3 separate regions of the Mus musculus genome follow, and regions 1 and 3 are each linked to region 2. A link is a loop called in an ENCODE intact Hi-C map of the cell type or tissue named here. Cell type or tissue: left cerebral cortex. All regions are shown on one strand. Region 1 overlaps Agap3 (ArfGAP with GTPase domain, ankyrin repeat and PH domain 3). Region 2 holds the start of Smarcd3 (SWI/SNF related, matrix associated, actin dependent regulator of chromatin, subfamily d, member 3). Region 3 overlaps Asb10 (ankyrin repeat and SOCS box-containing 10).

Region 1 (8,000 bases), 110 kb before region 2:
TTTGTCCCGACCTGTGCTCCAGACTGCCTGGGAATACAGGAGGGATGGGGCCTGGGCAGCAGAGTGGTGAACATTCCCTGCTCACATGGACTGCTGGGCCACAAATGCCCAGCAGTTGGCGGCTGCCTCCTCCTCCTCCTCCTCCTCCTCCTCCTCCTCCTCCTCCTCCTTTTCCACCTCCTCCTCTTCCTCCTCCCCTCCTTTCCTCCTCCTCCTCCTCCTCCTCCTCCTCCTCCTCCTCCTCCTCCTCCTCCTCACATCCTCCTCTTCATCCCGCTACCGCCTCTCCCCAGGCGCCTGGGTCTCTGCCCTCACCAGTGCTGACCGACTTTTGCGGGGCTTAAGTATAACTTGCCAAAATCTTTATTCTTTCGATATTTGCAGATATGTGCCACTGTTTCCAACTTTTCATCAACAAAAAGGCCTTTCCAACTCCTTCCAAATTAGAAGACCAGGTGGTGATACACAGCACCTCTGGACATTCCCCCTGTGCGGGCCGGAGGCGGGCCGGGCCCTGGGACTGCTCTCAGATGAGAAGCGGCCGCCGAGCTCCCCGCTCCAGAGACCCACAGGAACCTTTGTAACTAACCCTACCCCCAGGGAAGGCTAGGAACGCCGGAGCCCGCGCTGGGGGCTGCCGGGGGACCAGGCCCGGCTGGATGCTGCGCCAGGCTCGCTGAATGGAGAAGAAGGGAGCTCGGCCCACGCCGGCCGGCCAAAGCGAAGAGGCCCAGAGGGGCGGGGGCACTCAAGCCCGCTGGCCCAGCTGCTCCTGGGGGGAGCTTTCCTGCCCCTCCCCTCCTCTGCTCCTTCCTGCATGGACTTCTGCCGTTCCTGCTCCTGCTCCGGAAGCCGCCGCCACCGCGCTTGCCTTGCCCCCTCTTTTTGGCCCCTCCCCCCTGTTTCCTAGGATCCGCATTTGGGTGGACTCTGCCCCAGGAGCTTGGCAGGGTGCAGGCCCTCTTCTGGCCTCTCTCCTCTCTCTCTCCATCCACTGTGCCCCTCGGGCCACACCGACATGCTCGGTGCCGTGTGGTGTCTGTGCCGCAAAGAGCACCTGCCCGCTCACTTCCGGACTTTGCTCTCCCTGGTTGTCGTGCCCTGTGCTCCTGGCCAGCCCTCAGCCCCACCGGGCCACCTCTCCTCACCCCTCCCTTCACTTAACAAACTCCAGGCCCTGGGCTGCACACTCATTGCGCCCTCCGTATTTTGTGTCCTTGCTCTTTGTGAGGGGCGGGCCTGGCTCAGTGACCTGTGCTGCTCTGTATGGTGCCGTGTGTAAGAATAAACCCATTGGAATACTCGTGTCTTGGTTCCTTCCCGACCCGCCGTCCAGGCCAAACCCAGAGTTAGGACTGCCCAGGAGAGGGAGGAAAACGGGAGGGTGGAGAACGACAGGCGGGCAGGACTCGCCAGAGAGGCCCCAGACCTCTAACGTGTTTGTTCTTTTCTCTTTCAGTCTCGAAAAGGTGCTGACCTGGACAGGGAGAAGAAAGCTGCGGAGTGCAGAGTGGACAGCATCGGGAGTGGCCGGGCCATCCCCATCAAGCAGGTTAGCCCAGGACAGGAGCCTTCTTCCCGGGGCCAGGATCCTAGGCCTACTGTTTACCAAGGGACTGGTGATCCTCCTGGTCTGAAGCGTGAGGCCCAAGAACCTGGTCCCCAGACAGCTGCCTTCCCTCTTCCTTACCACTGGAGAGCAGCAGAGAGCCACCTGCGGCCTTCAGTTGGCTTCCGGACCTGATGGTTCGCTGGTGCAACCTGGAGAGGGAGCCTCCTGGACTCTGAGCTAAGGAAAAGACTTGGGGGTGGGGGTGGGGGCGGTAACGTAGGGGCTGGGTATGGTGGAACGTGTCTGCAGGTCCAGGACTTTGGAGGCAGAGCAGGAGTATGTATAATTTGAGCTACCTTGGGTTGTTTAAGGAATCCGGGGTCAGGCTCCACAGCATAGCAAGACTGTCTCAGAAACACAAACCAAGCCAAAGAGAGCCTGAGTAAAAGGCAGCATGGAGGAATGCTCATGTCTGGGGTTTACTGATGCAGACCACCACTGCAAGCATCTCTGTTCTTTCTCTTTTCTCTTATTCACTGATTCCCAATTACTGTTGCACACACACACATGCACACGTATACACACACACATACCACACATGCACACGTGCACACACATATACACACATGAACACACGTACACATACACACACATACGGCACGCACGTGCACACACACGTACACACACATACACACACACTAGCGCACACATGCTTTCTTGGTAAGTACATCTCACCCTAATGAAAGCAGCTTTCATTTGCAGCAGATAGAGTGAAGCACACCTGGTCAAAACAGAAGAAACAATTGTGGCAGGAAGGTAGAGAGGTGGCCCAGTTAAGAGCACTGGCTACTCTTCCAGAAGATCTCATAAGCTAATGAGGGCTTAGAGTGTAGGCCAGGGAGCCACGTGCACGCCCACTTCTTTCTCCTGTCTCCTTGTCTTCTTCATCCCTCTGTTGATTGAATTTATGTCTGCCAGGGACCATTCCAACTGGGACAGTCTCTGGGAGGGAAGTCACCTGAACAGGCTGAGAGCACAGAATGGCTGCAGTGAAAGTCCTCTGCTTCCTGCCCCTCTGTGTGTCAGTGTGATTCCAGGAGGCCAGGGCCTTCAATTGCTGGTGCACTGTGGACTCAGCCTGAGTGGAGGTGGGGGTGAGGATGGCAGTGCCTTCAGAGTGTTGGTACTGTGGTTATACCCACCCAGACACGTTTGTTGAGTGATTGAGAGTACTTGCTTGCCTCCTGCTCCCACTGGCTTTCCTGTCTGGGGGTTGCAATAGCAGGGTGGGGGTGGGGACTGGATCAGTTGTTCTCTGAGTCCTCCACCTGCAAGAATGAAGGGGAAAGAGTGCCCTGTCAACTGGTGCCTGGAAGTCTGGTGGTTGCTTGGGTGTCAGATGCCCTGAGTGTCTCAGGAAGGCTCTTCCTAGGTTAAGGCTCTGGGCTGGAGATTGCATTTGTCCACCTGGGGGCGGGGTGGGGGTGGGTGCTGCTCAGTAGGGAGGCTCTGCCCATGAAGGTTGAGGAGCAGAAGACTTTTACTGACCTCAGCCGCCCATTAGGTATCTCTGTGCCACATTCGTGGCTCCTCCCCTTTCCCGCCCCCTTGTCCTGTGCTCCCCTTTTCTGTACCTTCCCCTCCCCCTAGCTCCTGCTGGGAGTGGAGATTGCTTTTCAGTTGCCATTTGCATTCCCAATCAATCCGGACTCCGCAATTAAGTCGGCTGGCGGAGCTGGGAGGGAGGCGGCGGCGGGAACGGGTCCTCTGGGGGCTGTCGCCTCCGCACCGCTCCCATTCCGCCCCAGATTGCTTCCTGCTCCACGGTGCGCAGCCGGCCGGCCAGGGAGGGAGCGGGAACCCCGCAGCTTCTCTCCTTCTTGGAACCCGGGTTGGAGGGTGGGTGCAGCAAGACTGGGCAGAGGGTTGGCGGCCAGGGTCGCTCTGCCGCCCTCTAGCCTGCTGGCGAGCTCTTTGGCGCCCCGCCTACACCCCTTGCTAACGAACCTCATTAAGACAAGGAAAGCTAGGTGTTTTGTCGGGCAGAAAGGGCTTCGCTCCTGAGCTGCCTCTGCAGCAGACTGACTTCTGACCCTCTAACTAGTTGGAGGAGTACCTGGGTAGATCCGGTGGTCTTCAGGCAGCTCTGGTCCAGACAGACTGAAGTTTTTTCGATGTACCTAGCCAGCTGGTGGCATGAAGGGGAGCCGGGCCAGGGCTTAGAGGCAATGCCTACCATTGGTGACAAGAGGGTTCAGGTGTGAGGGTTCTGGAGCTGGCGGAGTGAGAGGAAGACCTCTTGATGACCAACATCAAGAAAGTTGTGAAGCCCGCTGGGTTTCCAAGGAGATTCTGCAGCCTACCGTTTCACTTGGCTTCTTCCCTCCTCTTCTTAATGGTGGTCTGTCCTCAGAGGTCACTTGCCCTTGGATGCCATTGCTAAGAATCAGGGAGAAGGAGTGGCTTGGCTCCCTTCTGCTTCTACAGCTTGCCTGTGCCAGGAACACTATGGCCACAGACAGGGCACCAGGCAATCTTCTCAGGGCCCTTCACAGACTATTTAACTGGGGCACTGGTGGCTTTTTTGTAAAAGAACAATCCCAGGCTGTCTTCATTCAGAACCTCTGTTTGAAGGCAACGTCTCATCATCAGGAAGCAGGAGATGTCCTGGATGCTCCACGTGTTACTGCATCTACTGAAATGACATCTGTTTCTCGGGGGTGGGAAAAGAGGAGGGAGGAGGGGACTTATCAAGGATATGGACATATCAAAAAGTGGGAGCTGGAAACTGAAGCTGCTCACGCTTCCCTGGTTGAGCACTCTTCCTCAGCGCCCGTTCGCCCCCTAGTGGCCAGGGGTGAGATCACTTGTAAGTCCTTAATTGTCTTTTATGTAATCTTGGCTGGCTGGCTGGCCGGCCCACCCACCCGCTGGCCTTTAACTTGCCTTCTGCCTCAGTCTCTCAAGCCCTCAGGCTCCAGGCATGTGTCACCATTCCCACCCCTTAATCACATGTTTTCACACCATCCACTAGGTCAAGAAGGACCCAAGGGAAGTGTATGGCTGAATCTGATACTTGGCTGCTCATTGGCATTCCTCCATGGCCATTTTTACTGACTGGCTGAGGGCAGGGCCTGCTTTTGCCTCCACATATGGGCATTATCACCCTTTACCACCCCATGGACAGCCCAGACTATACCTTTCTCCTGTCTCAGCATTGTCTGTCAGAACTCCTCCCACCAAGTCCCAGTTTGTAACTAGGACCACATGCCTCTTCCTGCCTAGACTGAGTTGGTGGCTTTGAGGGACCAGCCACCATAGTTCCATGTGTAGTACTCAGGTTCCCGCCTGTCTGCCTGTGATCTTGGAGTAATTCAGAAGACATCTCTAAGGCACAATAGAGGAGTTGGTTTCTCCCAGAGGGAAGGAAGGAAGGCTGAGGGAGGTATTGCCAATCAGGTTCTCCGTCCTGCCTTCATCTCTTGACAGCCACGCAGCACAGTCTTGGCACTTTTTCCAGTTCTTCCAACAGACACTTGTGGGCATCTGTTCTGGCCAGGTGCTGACTCTGCTGGGTACTGAGAGTTAACAGAGCCCACACAGATAATGTTGTGCTCATAGGCCCCGCTCCTGTCCTTGCCTGTTGGACCTAACACTCGAAGAACACATCATGCTAGCTCTTGTGGTATAGGCTTGCAATCTCAGCTACTCGGGAGGCTGATGCAGGAGGATAATCGGTTCTAGGCTCACCTGGACTATCGAGAGTTTAAAGCCAGTTTAGGCAGTTTGGCAGAGGCTGTTATAAAGAGAAAACTGGGGATATAGCTCGGTGGTAGAGAGCTGATAGGCCAAACAGGGGCACTGGGGGACAAGAGACATCTCATTGGCTTGCATGGGCAGTTTGGTGGCTGAATGGGGGACTTGGACTTCTTGGTGCCTCGCATAAGGTCTGGAGCGTTGTTGGGATGGGATTTTTCTGCCTTGAGCTCCCTCAGGTGGGAGGAAACTAGAATCCTCTACCAGTTGTCCTTCTCTCTTGTACAGCCTTCTAGCTTAATAGTGGCTCAAACTGCTTCCTGCTGAGTGGCCAGTGAGAAGATGTGGCCTCCTGCTCTACTCAATGCACTGCAGGCCCTTAACCCCTCTGCCCAGATGCAGAGCTTTCAGCAGGAAGCAGGGTGAGGAGACCTGGTCACATCATGACTTTCCTGTGCTGGGCTGGCTCCTGGGCTCTGCTCAAGTCCCAGGCATCAGCACAGAAAGGCCTTTTAGCTGGCCTCTGGTTGGAACCCTGCCCCTGGGACACAGCGACCCCCAGGCTGACTCCTGGTCTGTAACTGTGCCTTTCTTCTTAGGGGATCCTGCTGAAAAGAAGCGGCAAATCCTTGAACAAGGAGTGGAAGAAGAAGTATGTGACGCTGTGTGACAACGGGTTGCTTACTTACCACCCTAGCCTGCACGTGAGTCCAGAAGGGTGGGGATGAGGGACTGTGACAGAGGACTCCTGGTGATCTCTGGGGGTTTCTTTTGAAAATGCACCATACTTTAGTAGTTTGGAAAGGGCATATGAACTGATGTTTGCCTTTCCAGCAGAGCAAGCTCCCCACCAGCTATGCTTAGCTGGTGCTGCTGGGCTGTCATGGCCAGCCTGCCCTGCCCTTGCCAGCCAGGCTCTATTTCTCATGTAACTATTGAACTTCTGTAGCCAAGGACATGCATGTTGCTGATCCAGGGTCTGGAGCTAGCCATGGTGATGAGGAGCGCTAGTCTCCTGGGCCAGCAATGCTAGGGAGCCAGGATATTGAGTTTGGCCTAAGGAGGAGTAGAAGGTTCTGGTCTGAAGAACACATGGCTTGTGCCCCAGCAGTGGTGACATGGGTATTCCAGGAATTGTAATGTGGCCCCTGTGGCAGCTCTCCCTACCCTCCTTCCTTCTCCTTCCCTCACTGCGTGGCTCCAGCACACAGCTGTCACCAGAATCCATCTCTGTCACCACCCCACTGTGGGGCTAATGAGTTCTCCTGTGAAGCCCCTGGAGCACAGCACGTGGGCCAGCCCCACCCCCCCACCCCCACCCCCGCCCCCGCCCAGAGCCTCTGGGCTAGCCTCAGAGGGTCCCTAGCCCATCTTTAAATCTGCACACAGTGTCAGGGAGTTCCTGCCTGACAGGTGCCAAGGGTTTCATTTCCTGGCCATTACCTGGTCCTACCAGGCCTACCCAGACAACCCTCCAAAAGACCTGGCATGGACATAGGCCCGGGCAGAGCAGGCCTCAGGCGGTCTCCACTCGGGCCAGATCACGACCTGGGCTTCCTGTTGGTCTTCCTCTTTTCTGACTCCTCCAGGTCTTGGTCTTTCCCCTTACCTCGGGTAACACTGATTGACCTTAGTCCCTGGGCCAGAATGCCGGGTAGTAGTGAGCCCTGAGACAGAGAAGGACCCACACTCCAGCAGACTCTCTTCTCAGCTTGACCCACCCTCCTTCTCACACAGCCCTCAGCCTTCTTCCATGTCCTCAAAAGACAGTAGGAGGCAAGTGGCCCTGCCTACAGAGATCGAAGGTGTCTTAGACCAAGAGTGTCCACTGCAGATGTAAGGCCTCCCTCCCCATTCTAGGGAGGGCTGGGGGAAAATGTGTGAGTAGATTCAGGGTTGTCTTCTTCAGAAGGGATTTGAGGTATCTTCCCTGGTTTCAGGAGAAACTGGGCTGTAAGCTGAGGCGCAGAAGCCCCTGCCAGCTCTCCTGAGTCATGTCTCCCTCTGTATGCCAGGCCGGCTACATATGTTCTCTGCATGTTTGCATCAGGACCAAGGAACCTGAAAACTAGCTGCCTCCCTCTTGTGTGGGTGGTTTCAGCCTCCTGCCTACATCCTCGGCAGTGGCTTTCTATCTGTGCACCTATGGCCGAGTGTGGTGGTCCATCCCTTTTGCTGGGATGGAAACCTGGAGGGATGGGGTCAGTTGTATCAGGCTATGTTCTGGTTTGGGGAAAGTCAGAAAAGAGAGAAGATAGTGAGAATGTTATCTCTACAGCCACAGCTAAAAGTCGTGGCTTGGAGGTTCTGTAACGATGTTAAAGCTACTACCCAGCTGGTAAGTGAACCAAAAGGTAGATCCATTATCAACATTACCCAGATTTGCCACTGTTTGCCAAGAAAATCTACTTCTGAGACTGACTGGAAAAGTCAGAACAGAGTAAGTTAGGGAAGCCACCAGAGGTCTGACTGAGTGTCCGAGATCCTGGGAGTTCCTCTCATCATACTTGTGCTTTGTGCTTCAGGGCCCTATGACAGGACCTGGGGGCCAGGAACTTCCAGACCTGTCCTGCTGCCCTTGCAGGTGACAGCCAGCCCAATAATCACCTAGCCTCTTGGTTTCTAGCCCTTTAGGTCCCCTTGGGATTCTGTGGCCATTGTACCCAATAGCTGGACTCCTCAGGCACCCAGA
Region 2 (8,000 bases):
GGCAAGTCAGAATCCTGGGTGCTGATGGCAGCGAGCCAGGCTGGAGGTAGAGAAACAGGCATGGCTAATCGCGAGGCCAGTGCAGGGGCCTTACGTCTGCCACATTCTGTGAGCAAGCTACTTAGCACCTTGGGTCTTAGTCCCTTCACCTCTAGAATGGGGGTATCAACAGCCCCATTTCACGGGTTGTCATGGGAATTAGGTGAATCCGTGTACAACAAGTGTCTGAAGGTATATGGTAAATGCTCAATAAATACCAACTACTCTTTTTCCTTATATCTATCTACTGTGTTTATTTTAAAATACATTAGTAGGTCAGGTCATTTTTTCATCAATTTCATTTTTCCTAGCTGCCAGACATGTGACCGCACAGCATCCACCACTCCTCACTTCAAAGACAGACGAGAGGCAGAAAGAATAGCAAAGTAAGTGACCCCAAGTCTAGACCAAGACTGGTGGCACCTCAGGGCTCCCAACTCCAGGTACCAAGGAGATTCCATCACCAGATGCCCTCCGTACCAGTAGGGGCCCAGATTCACCTCCCTTGGGGAGCAGCTAAATAGACTGTGGAAGAGTCCGGACAAGACTCTGCTCTCGGCTCCAGGACCATAGCCCTGAACATTCCTGGTATCCAGGAACTCAGAAAGAGGAGACAGCTACCTTTGGAGGTGCTTCTGCTCCTCAGGTCCCGGGGCTAAGGACATCCGTTACCTGCTGGAAATACTTGTCGCCATTGATGTACTCCTTGTCATGGGAGTCCTGTAGCCTGTTGGTCTTCACATACTGCCACAGTGCCTGGACAATGGCTGAGCGGCTCTGTGTGTGTAACCCCAGCAGCCGGGCTAAGCGGGGGTCCAATTTGAACTGGGGAGGCTAGGGAAAAGTTACCAGGAAAGTGAGATTGAAGTAGGGCTCAGGGGCACGGAGGTTAGGGTCCTTAGCAGTATGCTCCTAGAGAAGGTGAGTAGGAAGACAGTGGGGTCTGTGGTGTGGGTGGCATGCAGGCACGGGGTAAAACCAACCTGATAGTCCAGCATCAGGAGCAGGGTGCAGCGCACACTCAAGTCCCCTGGTCTCTTCACTTGGAACCCATCTGTTTCCTGGGTTGTGGGTGTCCGGTGCCACTGTCCGGGGGAAGAGCTAAGTTACACACAGACCCATCTGGATTGGTAGAGCCTAGGGCTTTCGGATGGTCCTCAATCCGAATCTGCAGCTGCTTCAGGGCTGACAGGGAGGTTGTGGTTCAAGGGCGGACGCAATCTGTCTTACCTCAACAAGGTGGTTGTCTGGGCCATAAAGGTCTTTGTCCAACTCAATGACCAAACTCTTGAAGAAGGAAGAAAACTTCCTCTTCTGCTTACTAGGCTGTGGGAAAGTGACAGGGACTGTGGGGGCAGAACAGGGACCATGGACACAGAATGGGCCAAGTTGGCAGCAGGCAAGTAGTATACTCAGAGGCAGCCCTCTGTCCCCAGACTGTCCCCAGGCCCACCCGCCCCAGCCTGGGCTGACTCCCAATTCCCAGTGCAGACATTTAGTCCTAACCCTGACTCAGCCCATACCCACACCAGGACACCTGGAGAGGCTTGGACCAGGACATACATCATCCAAGAGCTTCCCCTCCACCCGCAGCTCCCAGGAGGCAATGCTGCCATCAGAGTCTTCCGCATCAGGCTTCGCAGGGTTAAAAGTATTGGAGATATAAAGGCGCAGCTTTCGCTTTTGCTGTGGAAATAAAGTGTAGTACAGGACAAGGGCTGTGTCCTCCGACCCAGGGTCCCCTGCCTCCTCCTACTGGACAGTGCCTGTCCCTACTGCCACACTAAGGCACCTTCATGGGCCTCTTCAGGGCCTCCTGGATGTCCACCCGCTTCCGCATGATGGTTTGATCCAGTTTCCTCTCAAATGCTAGGAGGTCCATGTAAGCCTGGGACTCGGGTACCAGCTCCCGAATCTGGAGGAGGAACAAGGTGGAAGCAGGCCTCAGACCATCTTGCAGAACGTTTGTCTGTTGTGTGATCTCAGGACACAAAGGACATGTAGGGAGCTGTCCAATTGATTTCAGGCTGTGGAATCCTGAGAGTGTAGATAGGACTTGTCCCCGGGACTCTTATTATATAGCCTCATTGTGTGCGGATAGAATTGCTTCTCCCTCCAGGACAATTCATGCATCTCATCACCAGGAAGCAGCAGCGACTGGCAGCCCAGCAGGTGCAAGTGCCTAGTCTCATCCTATCGCCCCCTACTCATACAGACACCCTGGGTCCCTGAAAAGTGCTAAGTGATTCTGGGTACCCCAGATAGTTGGGAGGTGGTGTAGATTGCCTCAGGAGCTCCACACCTGCTGTCCCTTTTACATGTCCAGGCTCTCCTGCTACTTTCTGTTCCCTCCACTCAGCAGTTTCTGGTCCCTTCTTTGTCCTTTATGCCTTTGGACCACTGGCATCCCGCCCCCTGAACCTCAGGCCTTGTGATCTGCCCCTCCTCCCTCCGTGGCTCTCCAGCTCCCTCCCTCAGTCCAGCCCCACCCTCTCGAAAAGGGAGCCTCACTTCCTAATGAGCTTTTAAAACAAAAAGTGAAAGTGGCTGTGATGCTGAGCCCAAAGCTTTGCTCCTAAGGAAGGAGGGGAAGATGGAGGAGCAAAGGGGTGGGGGCTGGCTGGGGGCTGCTGTGAAAGGAACTCACCCTTTGAGGGAGGATTTTGTCAGCCATCTTCCTCCTCTTGGCACTGTACATTTTTTAAAGAAAAAACCAGGTTACCATGGCGACAGATCTGGGAGTAACGAGGCCACCTGCTAAATTATCCCGACATCTCCGCCCGCTGGCTGGGGTTCCCACAGCCTGCTTGTCTGCCTGTCTGAGGGCTACAGCAGGGCCATGGAGCTGGTACTTCCCTTGGAAAGCAGATCCTTTCTCTGGCCCGGTACCCCCTGCCCCCACCTTATACCGCGCCACATCCTCAGAGCCAGAGAAATTCAGACTTAGGAGGAACTAGTGAAAGAGGAGATGCTGCCAAAACATGGGGACTGCAGAAGTGTTTGCAAAAAGCCTGGAAGCGGGGAAGACAGAGGAGAGAGAAGATAGCTTCTGAGGAGCCTTTCCTGCCAAGAGAGCCCGAGCTCCAAGGAGGGGAGAGGTGACTCTTCCACCTGGTTCCTGGAGCTCCTGAGCCACCATGGTGTGAAGTGGTGGGACTTGGCACTCCAATGGCTCTGGGCTTGGAAGGGACTGTTTAAGGGCAGGAAACGCTTGTGGTCTTGGACCATCTGCCAACCAAGGGCCACACCACAGTCACAAGAACCCTGGTAGTGTGCAGGAGTGTTCTATGTGAGTTTGACTTAGCACTGGAACCAATGTGGCTGAACCTAGGGTAGATAGCACCTGGTATTGGATGTTTCTGTTTCAAAAGCAATGTTCTCTCTTGGCTGACCAAGAGAGAACACATAGCCTAGAAGATAGCTCTACACTGCCCCCATGTGGCTTTCTCACTCACTGCCCCCTCTCTATCCAGAAATCCACTCTATGCCTAGTCAAGCAACTCATTAAAGAAAAAAAAAAAAAAAAAAAAAACCATTCTTAGGCTGGATAAGCCTCTCATGAAAGGATTGATTTATTTCAAATAAATTGTCCACACAAAACTCTTAACTTATACATAAAAAAATAAAAAAATCAAAGAATTACTTGCTATACAAGATAATGATTCACTTTGTAAAAGGATTTACTGTGGGATGCCTATGATTTTCCTTGATGCGTAAAAAACTATTTAATAATGAAGTAGAACTGATATTACACCTTGTATAAGAACCCATCTGTTGTGCAAAAGGAAGCATGTGTGTTTGGCTAAATACCGATGCCCATAGGGGCATAACTCTTGCCAAGAGCCAGCAGGGACCATGGGAGTGCCACTAACTTCTCAGACGAGGAAATAAGCTGGTCCGGTGGCTTGGGGGCAGAATTGCTCCCTCAGAGGGGTTATAACGCCCTCTTCATGCCCACTGCCAAGGATAAGGGCTGCAGAAATCTAGAGGGGCTCTGACGCAGCCCGGGACTCGGGACTGGCCCGGAGGTACCAGAGGACTACATTTTAGAAAACACACAGCTAAAACTCAACCCTTGGTCTATTGCCAGCCTTGCCTCTCCCCAAAGACTGAAGCATCTCCCAGAACTTGGGGTACAGGATGGGAGAAAGGATTTATCAGGTGACAAGCAGAGGAATGAAGGGTGCGTGCAGAGAAGGGACACTGGCAGCCGACTATTGCAGCCTGTCTTCACTGTGGGCACACAAAAGAACCAGACCAGTGCCCCCTAAGCCCTCTCCAGAGAACATCCAAGCTAGAATGACTTGGTCGCTGCTACCACCCTTCCTTAGCTTTCCATCCCCACCACTCACCCACCTGGTCCCTGAGGCTTCTGCCTTCCGCCCCTGCACGCCCTTTCACGCGGGGGGGCGGAGTTTTGGGGGGCACTCACCTGCGGCTCCGCGCTGGGGCGGTGGGCACGGGCTGGCCCTGGCCCTGTGCCTGGCTCTGCCCGGGCGGGGGCGCTGCTCGCTTGCGGGCGGGCTCCATGCCCGCGGGGGCCAGGCCGGGTCGTACCGCGGGGCTGCCCATGTACGGGGAGCCCGGGGGGCCCATGGGCGCCCCCTGGTGGGGCATTCGGGCTCCAGACGGCATCCCGGGGCGCTGGGGGGTGGGGCGGGAGGTGAAGCAGAAACAGGCGCCGGCAGGTCAGATTCGGTCCCGACCCCCAGGCCAGCGTGCCTGCGTTCCCGCCCCTCTCCAAGACCCTGGGTTGGTAACCCTGCGCTGAGCGATGAGTGGGAGTGATTGGTGGGAGGGGCGGGGGCGCGGGAATCTGCGCGGCTCTGGAGGAGGGGGCTCAGCGTCTCCTTGCATGAAGCTAACTGAAGCCAGGAAATTGCCCAGAGCATAGCCGAGTCTCAGAGCCGTGCAAGGTACCCCCAAAATGAATATTAATGGCGCCTTTCAACCTTTCAAAGGATGTTCATATCCTTACGGTTCTCTGCAAGCCAGTCAGAGCAGGTCTTTTCATCCCCACTTGACAGATGGGGCAACTGGGGCTCAAAGAAAACAGCGACCTCACCAAGGTCACCCTGCTCTTCCTGGCAAAGGCAGCACCTGGCGGGCCCTGCTCCCCGCTGCTTCGCTGCGGTGAGGGAGGGGCTGATCTCCTGCCCTCATTCTCCATTTCCACACCCCACTTCTGGGTCTGATGTGTTTTGTACTTGAGCCCCTATCTCCATTTCGGAGCCCCCTGCTTTTGGCACCTCAATCTCAAACATAACTGGTACAGCTAACTCCAGGTCTCCACACCCACTGACTTAACCTGCCTCTTTAATTTTATTTCTCCCAAGATGATACAAGAGACTGGGCAAGGGGACCTGCGGGTCTGGTGTCATCAAACTCTGCCAGGTTTTCTTGAGTGGCAAGTGGGGAACGGGACTAGAAGTGGACTGCCAGTGCAGGGATGTGAAGGAAGCAGCATCTGTAGCAGTATCCATTTCCCCCTCCCATCTGCCCACATCAGAGACAACCTATTCCTCACAATATCCCAGAAAGGGTAGAAATTGGAGGGAAATGAGGCAGGTTGATTTTCTCTGGCCACCAGCTCTGGGCAGTCAATCAAAAGAGATGAGATGTGAATGCAAGTGGAGTGTTTCAGATTTCACTTGTCCAAGCCCAGGAAGGGGGCTGAGGCTTGGGGACCTAGACCAGGAAGGGTATTAGGGAGAGGGGAATGAAACCCCTATTATTTAAACACTACCATCTCAGGCTAGGGATGTAGCTTGGTTAAGGGCTTGTGCAATACATGTGGTGCTCTGGGTTCGATCCCCAGCATCAAATAAACTGCACATGATAGCACATACTTTTTTTTTTTTTTTTTTTTTTGAGACAGGGTTTCTCTGTGTAGCCCTGGCTGTCCTGGAACTCACTCTGTAGACCAGGCTGGCCTTGAACTCAGAAATCCACCTGCCTCTGCCTCCCGAGTGCTGGGATTAAAGGCGTGCGCCACCACCGCCTGGCATGATAGCACATACTTATAATCCTAATCTTGAGGTGAAGGCAGAAAATCAAGACCACCCTCTGATATATAGTGAATTTGAGGCCAGCCTGGGCTACAGAAGGCCATGCACACACACACCCTTCTCATCTTGCCCCCTGGATTAAGAAGCCCTAACCCTAACCCTGGGCTTCCTTTCTCCTCTTACATTGCTTACCTCTGAGGTCTCCACCCAGAGCCAAGCAGCTGTCTCTGCCCATCTCTTCTATAGTCAAACAGGCCTGTCCCTGAACTTGCCTCCCCCATTCCACCTGACTCTGTCACTCACAGCACCAATGTCACCAGCGTGGAAGCTCAAGCCTAGCCATTCTCCATCACTATAGAGGGGACTCTAATCATCCAAGAACCGAACTACCAAGTTGACCACATTCAATTCCATATGCAGAGCCTCTTCACTGGATGGTAGTCTTTAAAGCAACTACTCTTAAGCAGCTAGGTCAGGATTGGTAACTCCACTAACCCATAGGGCTGCCTTGGAATTTATACCCCAGAGATCCCTATGGCTAGAGAACAGGCTGCCACAGAGAAGCCCTCTTCCCTATCAGCCACTCTCCTATTCATCAAGGCCACTGATACTGTTGGGTCTAATGAGGCCCTGAGAAGAAGGCTTCTAGGGGCCCCCAGGAGCCTGCCATCAGTAACAGCCTCATAAGGGTCAGATTCTGGGGGCCCTTGCCTCTCACTGAAATGGTGCTTCCTGGAGTCACAACCAAATTTGGCCATAGTAAATATGACTGACTCTTCCCTCCATATGCCCAGGCTTAGAGCTCCTCACAGCAGGCTCTCCACCTCAATAGGTTCCTGGGTACCCTCAGACTCCTCACATGTCTTCGTGAGTGTGTGAGTGTGTGTGTGTGTGTGTGTTAGAACGGTATAGTACTATCCCTTTGGTTTCTAGGCCTCATGTCCCCAACTCCTGCCCCTCCTTCACACCTTTGAGGTGTTAAGGTCATCAACTTCTGGTGGCTGAGCCTGCCAAGGAGATCTTCTGACTGCTTAACTTGAGGTCTCACAAGTAGACCCTTCTCAGCTCTGACAGCAGGGCCAAGTCCTCAAGGCCCTCCTGCTAGGATGCAGAGGTTGTTCAGCAGAGAGCTTTTGCTCTTAGGTCACCTGCTCCTAGCTGCTCAGACCTAGTCGGAGTGACCCTGTCCCAAAGGATGAACAGGGACAACAGGCAGCCCTGCCCTAGCTGTGTGTTCGAGTCACCACCCCACCCCCACCCCCAGGGCAGGGGTAACACCTGAGCCCACCAGTAAAAGAATGTGAGACATGTCAGTTACAGAGGGGACCCCCCTCTTGGGGGAGGCACGGTGCCCACATCCCACCCCTTGCCCCTGAGAAGAACCCAAGCCGACGCCTCTCTTCCCGGCCGCCGCGCGCCCATCCCCAGCCGACCGCTTGGCGACGTGTTCGGATGCCAGGGCGCCCGCAAGGTCCCAGGGTTGGGCCGTGACCGTGCGCCCCTCAACCAAAGGGGTGGGAGAGCCGGAGCGCGCCGGCGGCCCCTCCCGATCATCCCTCCATTCAGCCCGAGCCAGCTCGCTCACCCTCCCCCGCTAACTTTCCCCCACTCACCACCCCATGGACCAGAAACTCAAAAAGTTTGCTTTTCGTGGCTTTGCGCGCCCCTCCGGCAACTTCGTCCGCGGCCATCGGGGTGGGCTCAGCGGCTCCTCTCACTCTCTCTCTCTCTTCCTCTTTCTTTCCCTTTTCTGCCTTTTTTTTCCTCCAACTCTCCCCTCTGAGTCCTGCTGGGCTCTCTCACACTTCTACTCGAGCGGAGTGGGGAGGGGGCCCCTTCAGGGCTGCCCTGACGGCCCACGGCCCACGCCGCCGCCGCCGCCCGCCCGCCGCCGCCGCCGCCGCGGCTGCCGCATTCCTGCACTGATAAGACAGAAATAGTCCGGCGGCCCGG
Region 3 (8,000 bases), 67 kb before region 2:
TCCCGGCTCCCGCGCCCCGCGCCCCGCGCCTTTTCAGTGGCCCGGCCGGCCCGGGACCCCGCCCGCCCCCCGCGGCCCAACCAACTATTATTAATGCAGATTGATGAGGCCGGACCCGCGGCTTTGTGAAAGTTTGCGGCGGGCGAGGAGGCGGCGGCGGCAGCTGGCTAGGTCCTCTCCCCGCGCCCGGACGTGCTCCCGGCTCAGCCCACGCGGCCCGGGCTCGGCGCGGCTCGAAGGGCGAGAGGAGCGCGGCAGGGCGGGGCGGGGGTGCGCAGGACGCCAGGAGCGACTCGGGGCGCACCGAGTGGCGATCCCTAGGAGCCCCGATGCGGCGCGGGGCAGCAGGGGGCGCGCTCTCCGCCCAGGGCCCCGTGCGCGCCCGGGGCCACTCGTGGGCGACCGCTTTCCTACTGTCTTCCCAGTGCCTTCGCACTCTCTGCCTGGGACTCGGTTCTCTAAGCTCTGGCTCTCGCTCCCTCTCCCTCATTTCTCCTCCATCTCCAACTTCTCGCTTATGCGGGAATTCCTGGGTGCCCACACAGGGCCAAGTACTTACCCTTCCCCCTCCTTCACCTTTCCCCATCCACCTCTCTCCCACCCTTTCCATTCTTTTTCTTCCTCTCACTTTCCTCTCTTTTAGCCGCCTTTAAAATTCCTATTCCTCTCTTTTTGATTCTCTATCCCAGTCTATTTTCTCATTCCCTGCTCTCTCTCTCTCTCTCTCTCTCTCTCTCTCTCTCTCTCTCTCTCTCTCTCTCTCTCTCTCTCTCTCTCTCTCTCTCCCCATTAATTTCCCTGATTGGCTCCCTGGCTCCAGCGCGTCTGATGAGCCCTATTCATTCTCGGGCCTGACACTCTCGACCTGCCCTGGCTGATTGCTGGGGGCTGGCCCTAGGAGCGCTGATGAGCCCCAAGGGTCAGCAGCGCTAATTATCTGCTAATTGCAGATGACTCTGCTCACCTCCCCCATTCCGCCTTGACTGTCCCCCTCCTCTGATTCCCAGCAACAGACTTGTCGTTCTAGAGGCAAAAGTCATTGGCTTTTGGCTGCATAAGCACCTCAGGTCAGAGAGTGAGAACAAGACAAGCAAGAAGAGAGGCTCAAAGTTGCAAATGGAGAGCAAGCCTGTCCAGCAAAAGTGCAGCCTTTGGACTAGGGAACTATTCAGGTGCGGTCAGGAAGAGCCTCACAGTCTAAAGGAGCAATAGCAAAGCCAGACAAATTCAACAGGATGTAGTTTAGGCGTGCGAGTGGTCCTATTTAGATATAGAGGAAAACCTACTGAGCTCCCAAAGAGGACAGAGCTGGGCTGAAGGGACTGCTGGGTCTCTGACATTTGTCCCAAGCAGAAGTATTTTATTAGCTAATGAGCAGAGCTATTGTCACAGTGATGTCAGCAGGGTAGCACTAAGGCAGGATTAAGTAAGATAAGGCTTGAACTGGTTTTGTGGTAACTCTTGCTGATATTCAGAAGCAGGAAGATCAGAAATTTAAGGTCATCTTCAGCTACCTAGGGAGTTCTAGGCCAGTCTGAACCTGGGACCAGGCCACCCTGGGGTACACAGTGAGACCCTCTGAATGGGAGGAGAGGAGGGAGGTCTTGCTTTCTGAATTCATCAGAGAAGTGAAAAGAAGATGGTGTCAAGGCTGCACAGTCCTGATATGCTTTGGACTCTACATTCTCCCAATGAACACAGAGACAGGCTGGGGAGATGCCGCCTTAGAGAAAACTCGGGTGCTTTAGCTAAGGTCTGGGAACTGCAGCTCAAATAAACAACTAGAGCTCATCTTTGGCTAAAGATAGTCTTCTAAGCAAGCTTTGTTAAGTTAGCCAAGCCTTCCCTGTACTGATGGTGAAGACCAGACTTCAAAAGTGTATTGTACTTAAGAAAGGAGAGGTCAAGCTCTCGATTTGATGGCTTTACAGTGTTGGATATGTAATAGAGGCTTATTGACTTGATGAATTATGGAGGGAACTTTGAGCTACAATTACTGCAATTAAAGCTGTATGAACAGCTTCCGCACCAATCAAATAACACACGGAGAAGAGCCATTTTTAAAAGTAATTGCATTCATTTTTTGCATAGGTAATAACATCACTTGGAACAAAATTTCAAAAGCTCAAAAGGATATATGTTGAAATATCTCTGTCCTAAAGTACTGGTAGTACACACACACTTAAACACGTCTACCATTCTCTGCGGCACAGAATGGATCGTGCACTCTCAGGGTCTCAAGGGTAAAGCCCTTCTGATCTCAAAAATGTATGTCATCGACTTCAAGCCAAGAGTGTATGTCTAGCACTAATCCTCAGAGCAGTAGGCTCTGCTCAAGCTGGCAAAGAGGTGGGGGGGGGGCTATATTTTGGTACCAATAAATCCCAGCATGCAACCCACTCACACGTGTGTGACAGATACTGAGTTCTGTAACCCATTTATATCTTCAATCCACCCCTTGCACTTCTGGGGTCATAAGCATGCTTGTTTCCGTCTTTGATATTCAGTAGCTAGTATCATGTGTTGGGGGTGGGGGAGGGGAGGGTGACTGCTGCAGCCCACTTTCCCTGCCCTTTCATTTGTGGTGAAACTCAGACCTCACTGTAAATGGAGGGGGGGGGTATTGTTGGGATTAAAAAAGAGTTCGAAGAAGTCCTGGTCCTCTCTGAGCCGAGCCGCACGGCCATGGCCTCTGTTTGACTCCTCTGTGTTTGAGAGAGGAAGCATATTATCTACTCTGACTAATTAAGGAGTAAGGCTTTCGTGAATAAGAGGCTGCCTCCTTCTAAATGAATTCTACTGCAGGGAACAAAGGAAGGGAATACCTGCCCAATCAGAAGGGACCCACCTCCCTGTCAGCAGCACTTTAGGACCAAGGACAGATGCCATTACCCTCAAACCCATCACATCTGAAGAAGCAGAAATCTTGTTACTTTGTTACCGAATCCCTGAATATCTAGTACCCGGTCTTTCCTAAAATGGAGCCAGGGAGATAGAGTGATGGTTCCACCCTTAAAGAAAAAAAGAAAAAGAACAGAGCCTCACTATGTGGCCTGGCTGGCCTAGTTCTTGTATATAGACCAGTAAACCAGACAGGTTTCAAACCATATGAGATTCCCCCCATAGGCATGCACCTCTATAACTGGAAAAATGATTTGATCTACCCTTTTTGCTTGGTCCTATGTCAGGCCTCATCTTCTGGTCTCTCCTTCATGTGCTGGCAGTTACACCTAGCCACAAAGAATGAGCAAAGTGTTCTAAAGCCAACAGGTCCACGTCTCTGATTCAGGCTGGAGTATCCTCCCACTGTGGGCCTCTTCGGCTTCTGTCCGCGGGTACCCTCTGGTGGCACTAGAACGCAACTACAGTTACGCGAGGGAGGCATGGAGTGCCGCAGCTCCCCCTGGCGTTAGTCGGGAGAGGTGCCAAGGGCCGAGGAACTGGAATCAGGCAAGAGGTCCAAGCTTCAGAGTGCTTCTTACTCCACTGTGAGAGGTTCGGCGTGGGGATTGTACAGGAATGTCTTGAAGTCTAGTGTGCATGCATGTAGGCATGTGCAACTTTATTGTGACAGGATTATCAAACTCGGTGTATTAGTTGTGTTGAATGAGTGTGGTATGTGTGAGCCCACCCGTTCACAGGCGCGTAGGTTGGTAGTAGGGAGGTCCGCGCCTCCAGTGCAGGGCGGAGTCCTCACGGAGGCGTGAAATTGGTTTGGAGCAAACACATTATGGAAAGCAATTACCAGGGAGAGGTTCTGGGCCCGCGGGACCATCAGCCAGGAGGCTGGGGAGGAAGCTCCCTGGCTTGCAAGTGTCTGAATTGTCTAACCCCAGGAAGGACCTTTCTAATGCTGCTTCCTTAAGGGGCAAGGCATGAACGTAGACACCCATCGTACCACCTTCCTTGTCTTCCCTTCTTGGCTTCTCGAAAAAAAGTCCCACACCCAATATTCCCCAGATATGGTGCCTTTGAGGTGTCAACTCCTTTGGGAAGCCTTCTCAGGCACTCTCTCGCTCTTTGTATTCTAACCAGCTCACGTGTGTTGTGTTCTGCAATAGCCCCATGGCTGTATTGATAATTCTCTGAGGGCAGGACCGTGTCTCACAGCCTTTATTTGCTACCTTAATCCCGGCGATCAGGGAGCACAAAATGAACTGTGTGGAAGGGAGAAAACAGAAGCATACGCAGAACCCATAAACAGGATGCATAGAAAGTTGCGCCCCAGGCAATAGGGTCCGTCCTCTTGAAACAGTTTCAAATTCATGCACTTCAATCTTATTGGTCCGTCTGGCCTTTGAACACGCCTTCTTGGACATATCTGACAGGTTAATTTGGCTAACACAGACCTCTCCAGCTCCCTTACCTTAGTAATTACTACCTCCACCCACCTCGTTGTTCAAGCAAAAAAAAAACCTGTGAGGTACCTTGGGTGGATCTGGCATGTCCACCAGCAAGTACTCTGTGGACCCAAAAAATTCCAAGGTTAGTCCCCCCCATACCCATATCTCTCTCATCTCAGGATGGCTGCTGTAGCCTCCAACCGACCTTGTGGATTCTCTATGCTCCTCCTCCTCCTCCTCCTCCTCCTCCATGCAGTCGCTTGCATCTAGGCAGCCTGAGGGACAATGGCCCAATTACTCTTCCACCTCTCCTCCCATTCTCCTTACATGCTGGCCCTGCCCTGTCATCCAGGTCTCAGGTTAAATGCCAACCTTCCCAAAGAGATTTCCCCATCATCGAATCCAAAATCATTCTGTGTTGCTGTTGAATCACTGTTTGCATCTGTCTCTGCGTCTACTACTGCGTCTACAACCTTTTCTTGTGTGCCTAGTGTCTTCAGCAGAGTAGTGGGGGACAGAGGGTGTCCCTCGCAGCCCTGTGCTTGCCTAGCCTAGAGCACAGGAGGCAAGTATGGACAAATAAATGAATATGGGACATCCTTCAGAACTCCTCACCCCAGGGCTGAGACAGCATCTCCAGAGAGACGCGCCCAGGATGGCGAAGCATCTGCGATGGGTTCCCTGTACTTCAGGATCTTCTGACCCCAACCTTTATCCTTGCAAGGTGCAGGCCTACAGGGACCAGACAGCTGGCTTTTCCATGGCTAAGGGTGAAAAAAAAAAAACAAAACAAAACTGGGCCTCTGGTCGTACCAGAGTCCTCTTGCCAGTCCTTGCACTTGAAACCCAAGCCGGTCTGTCCAAAGTTATGGTAAAGCCAAGTTCGGAGGCCAGTCTACCCACCTCCAGTCCACTTGGCTCTATGGCCTTCTAGCTGCCCCCCGAAACCCCACCCCACATAGTCTGGCTGCCTCTAGCTGGCTGAAAAGTGCTCTGAATCCTGGAAACTTGGGTCCAGGGACCCTTGACATCACAACCCCCAACCCACTTACTTGGTGCTCTGCCGCCCCCCCAGCCCACCGCTGGCTGCTGCGGCCTCCAGCTTGTAGGATCCTGGTACAGCAGTGTGAGCAACGCTGCTCCAGCTCTATCCTTTTACAGACAAGGAAACTTGAGTCTAGGGAGGAAATTTTTGTTCCACACCTAGCTAATGGTAAAGCTGAGGGTAAAACTCAGATCTGGTGACAGCTCCACGCTCCTGCCATCACAAAGCTACATTTAAAGAAGCGGGTTAAAGGAACTGAAATAAATGATGGTTCAGAAGTCAAGAGCACTGGCTGCTCTTTCTAAGGACCTAGGTTCAGTTCCCAGCTCCGGCATGGCAGCTTACAACCATCTTTAACTCTTGTTCCAGGAGATTCTATTCTCTCTTCTGGCCTCCAAGGGCACCAGGCATGACAGTATGCACACACATCTATTCAGGTAAAACACACTTACATAGAAAATTTAATAAAGCAGATTAAAAAGAACAAGAGCCAGATGTGCACTGAGTGATGCTTCCAGACCTATAGGTGGCATGAGCAGTGGAGAAATGGTTGTTTTCTTAACCATGCAGAGGGCCCCATCCTCATCCAAGCCGGGGGTTACTTTGTCTTCCACATCTGTGAACCCTGTCCCAGGGGCTTTCCCATCTCCAGCCCCTGACCACCAGCTTCTCTTTACACACACCTCTGTCTTGCCCACCCACCCTTCAGGCCACCTGTTCTGACAAGTTCTCACTCTAGAGGCTATTAACCACTGCATGTGAGGAGAGGAGGCAGGTTGGCCTGGGACCTGTTACTGAGTACTGAAGGGAGCAGTGAGGCAGCTTGCACAAGGCCTAACCTACCCTGATTCTGTGTGAGGGAGTCACATCCAGGCAGATGGAGGCTTGCTGGAGACAGTACCAAATCACACAAACTGTAGACTTTTTTTTTTTTTTAAGACAAATTCTCACCACATAGCACAATGTGGCCACTCTCCACCCTCCTGTCTCTGCCTCTCTCCACCCTCCTGTCTCTGCCTCCCAAGGACTAACACCTGCACCATTGCTCTGGGCTTCAGCCTAGAGATTTCCAGTGCGCACACAGATCTGCACAGGTGCCCTCTGCATCACTACCAGCCGGGTGCTGATCTGGCCTCTTCTCTCAAGTGTGGATCAAGGCGTCCACTCCTGACTTGAAGACAGACCGCCTTGCATCATTCATTGCTGAGAGATGCCCTTGGGGTGGGGGTGGGGTCTGCTTTGTTCACAGGGCAGCAAGCCTGGAAGGAAAGACAGGCACTGAGGAACTCTTGTGGCTGTGGAAGCAGCTGGTTCAGGCCAGAACCATCCTCCAACCCTCCTGCCTCCTGCTACCACCCCCCCCCCCCAGCACAGTGGCTGCCTCCAGAAACCAGAGCTCACCTAGTAGAGCAGATCCTCAAAGTCCAGCTGCAGAAAGCGGAGCATGCGCGGTGGCAGGGGAAGGCGCGGTAGTGCATGGGGCAGACAGCCCTCCAGGTGACTGCGGAGCGCACAACGGCAGAGATGCTGCAGCGACCTGGGCTGCCTCACCAAGGCAAAGAGGGAAGAGTAGAATCCATGGTACTTCTGGACACCGGAGGAGAAGACTCAGTGAGGACAGTCTTGGGAAGCCGCCACCGCCACCCACTTCTCCTAACAGGGCCAGGAAGGTAACGACTGGGAGCATGTCTAAGAACCTCACACAAACTTTCAGAACTCACACGGAAGGTGTATTTTTCTAGATAGGAGTGAGCTGTTGAGTAATTTCTATAGAGGACTGTCATGGCTGCCCCACAAGGAACATTGTCTCTCAGGGACAAGCTGAGTGATGTGCTCAGGGTCCTGGACGCAGACCTGTAGAATCTCTGGTGGCACCAAGCCCTTGGCCTCCTCAGGAAGCTGAACTACACGGTATGTATTCATCAGGACCTCGATGGTCCGTGGGGACATGCACCAGCGATCCAGCACCTGCAAGAGGAAGAGATTTGTTAGGGAATCCTGACAGGCCATGTGGGGTGACTGGAGTGGCAGCGTTCTCCCCCAAAATGTGCTGCAGACCCAACAGCTGATATGTATGAGACCTCATTTGAAAACGAGGCTTTATTTACTCGATTCTGTTTGTATTTTTAAAGATTTTTTAAATTTAAATTTATTTATGTATATGAGAGTTTGCTTGTTATGTATGTCTGTGCACCACATATGTGCAGTGCCCATGGAGTCCAGAAGAGGGCGTTCGATTCCCTGGAACTGGAATTAGAGATGGTTATAAGATGGTTTTGAGTCCCAGCACCCACATTGCTATGTTCCTCTGGTACCCAGGGTCAACCTCCAGTGCCATATAAGTCAGATGGAATGCGCATAGTCCCAGTCATGAAGAGCAGAAAACAGGAAGATCAAAGTTCAAGGCCATCCTTAGATACATCTCAAGTCTGGGTCCTGTCAAAGCAAAGCATCCCCACAAGAATGTCAAAGTGATTCCCTAGGTACAAGCCAAGGCACCAGGGAATCACCAAAGCGGGAAAGAAGTGTGGGGCACAGCTTCCAGAAGGAAACACCTCGCCAACAGCACCTCTCTCTAGCTCTAGGCTTCTACACTGGTAGGGGAAGGCTTG

The links. A loop is a pair of places that touch in the nucleus more often than their neighbours do. Peaks named below come from ENCODE experiments on the same cell type or tissue, not always from the same donor. Only the 100,000 strongest peaks of a DNase experiment are listed, where the experiment ranks them.
Region 1: it touches region 2 in a loop (3-fold over the local background); 5 of 42 quality-filtered maps call a loop at or near these places.
Region 3: it touches region 2 in a loop (1.9-fold over the local background); 12 of 42 quality-filtered maps call a loop at or near these places.

Annotation. Positions count from the first base shown.
Region 1 is chr5:24,481,882-24,489,881 of GRCm38, forward strand. It overlaps Agap3 (ArfGAP with GTPase domain, ankyrin repeat and PH domain 3), which reads left to right. Exons shown (of 18, transcript NM_139153.2): 9 at 1,460-1,552; 10 at 5,908-6,012. Among named protein-coding and RNA genes, the nearest start is that of Agap3, 34 kb to the left of the region's middle. In left cerebral cortex, CTCF peaks have their summits at 1,692 and 4,404 (motif pointing left); DNase peaks (open chromatin) are centred at 1,696, 3,355, 4,383 and 7,342; H3K27ac peaks cover 1,429 bases.
Region 2 is chr5:24,594,121-24,602,120 of GRCm38, forward strand. It overlaps Smarcd3 (SWI/SNF related, matrix associated, actin dependent regulator of chromatin, subfamily d, member 3), which reads right to left and starts at 7,882. Exons shown (of 13, transcript NM_025891.3): 1 at 7,661-7,882; 2 at 4,472-4,683; 3 at 2,687-2,729; 4 at 1,832-1,954; 5 at 1,603-1,725; 6 at 1,270-1,365; 7 at 1,023-1,124; 8 at 712-873. The coding sequence starts at 7,738. It also overlaps a transcript of Chpf2 not described here. In left cerebral cortex, CTCF peaks have their summits at 1,782 (motif pointing left), 3,483 (motif pointing left) and 4,641 (motif pointing left); DNase peaks (open chromatin) are centred at 1,944, 2,805, 3,463, 3,932 and 3 more places; H3K4me3 peaks cover 3,001 bases; H3K27ac peaks cover 3,462 bases.
Region 3 is chr5:24,526,865-24,534,864 of GRCm38, forward strand. Asb10 (ankyrin repeat and SOCS box-containing 10) reads right to left here. Exons shown (of 6, transcript NM_080444.5): 4 at 7,243-7,356; 5 at 6,790-6,975; 6 at 5,833-6,647. The coding sequence ends at 6,790. Among named protein-coding and RNA genes, the nearest start is that of Gbx1, 4.0 kb to the left of the region's middle. In left cerebral cortex, CTCF peaks have their summits at 342 (motif pointing right), 3,386 (motif pointing left) and 7,600 (motif pointing right); a DNase peak (open chromatin) is centred at 3,370; H3K4me3 peaks cover 472 bases.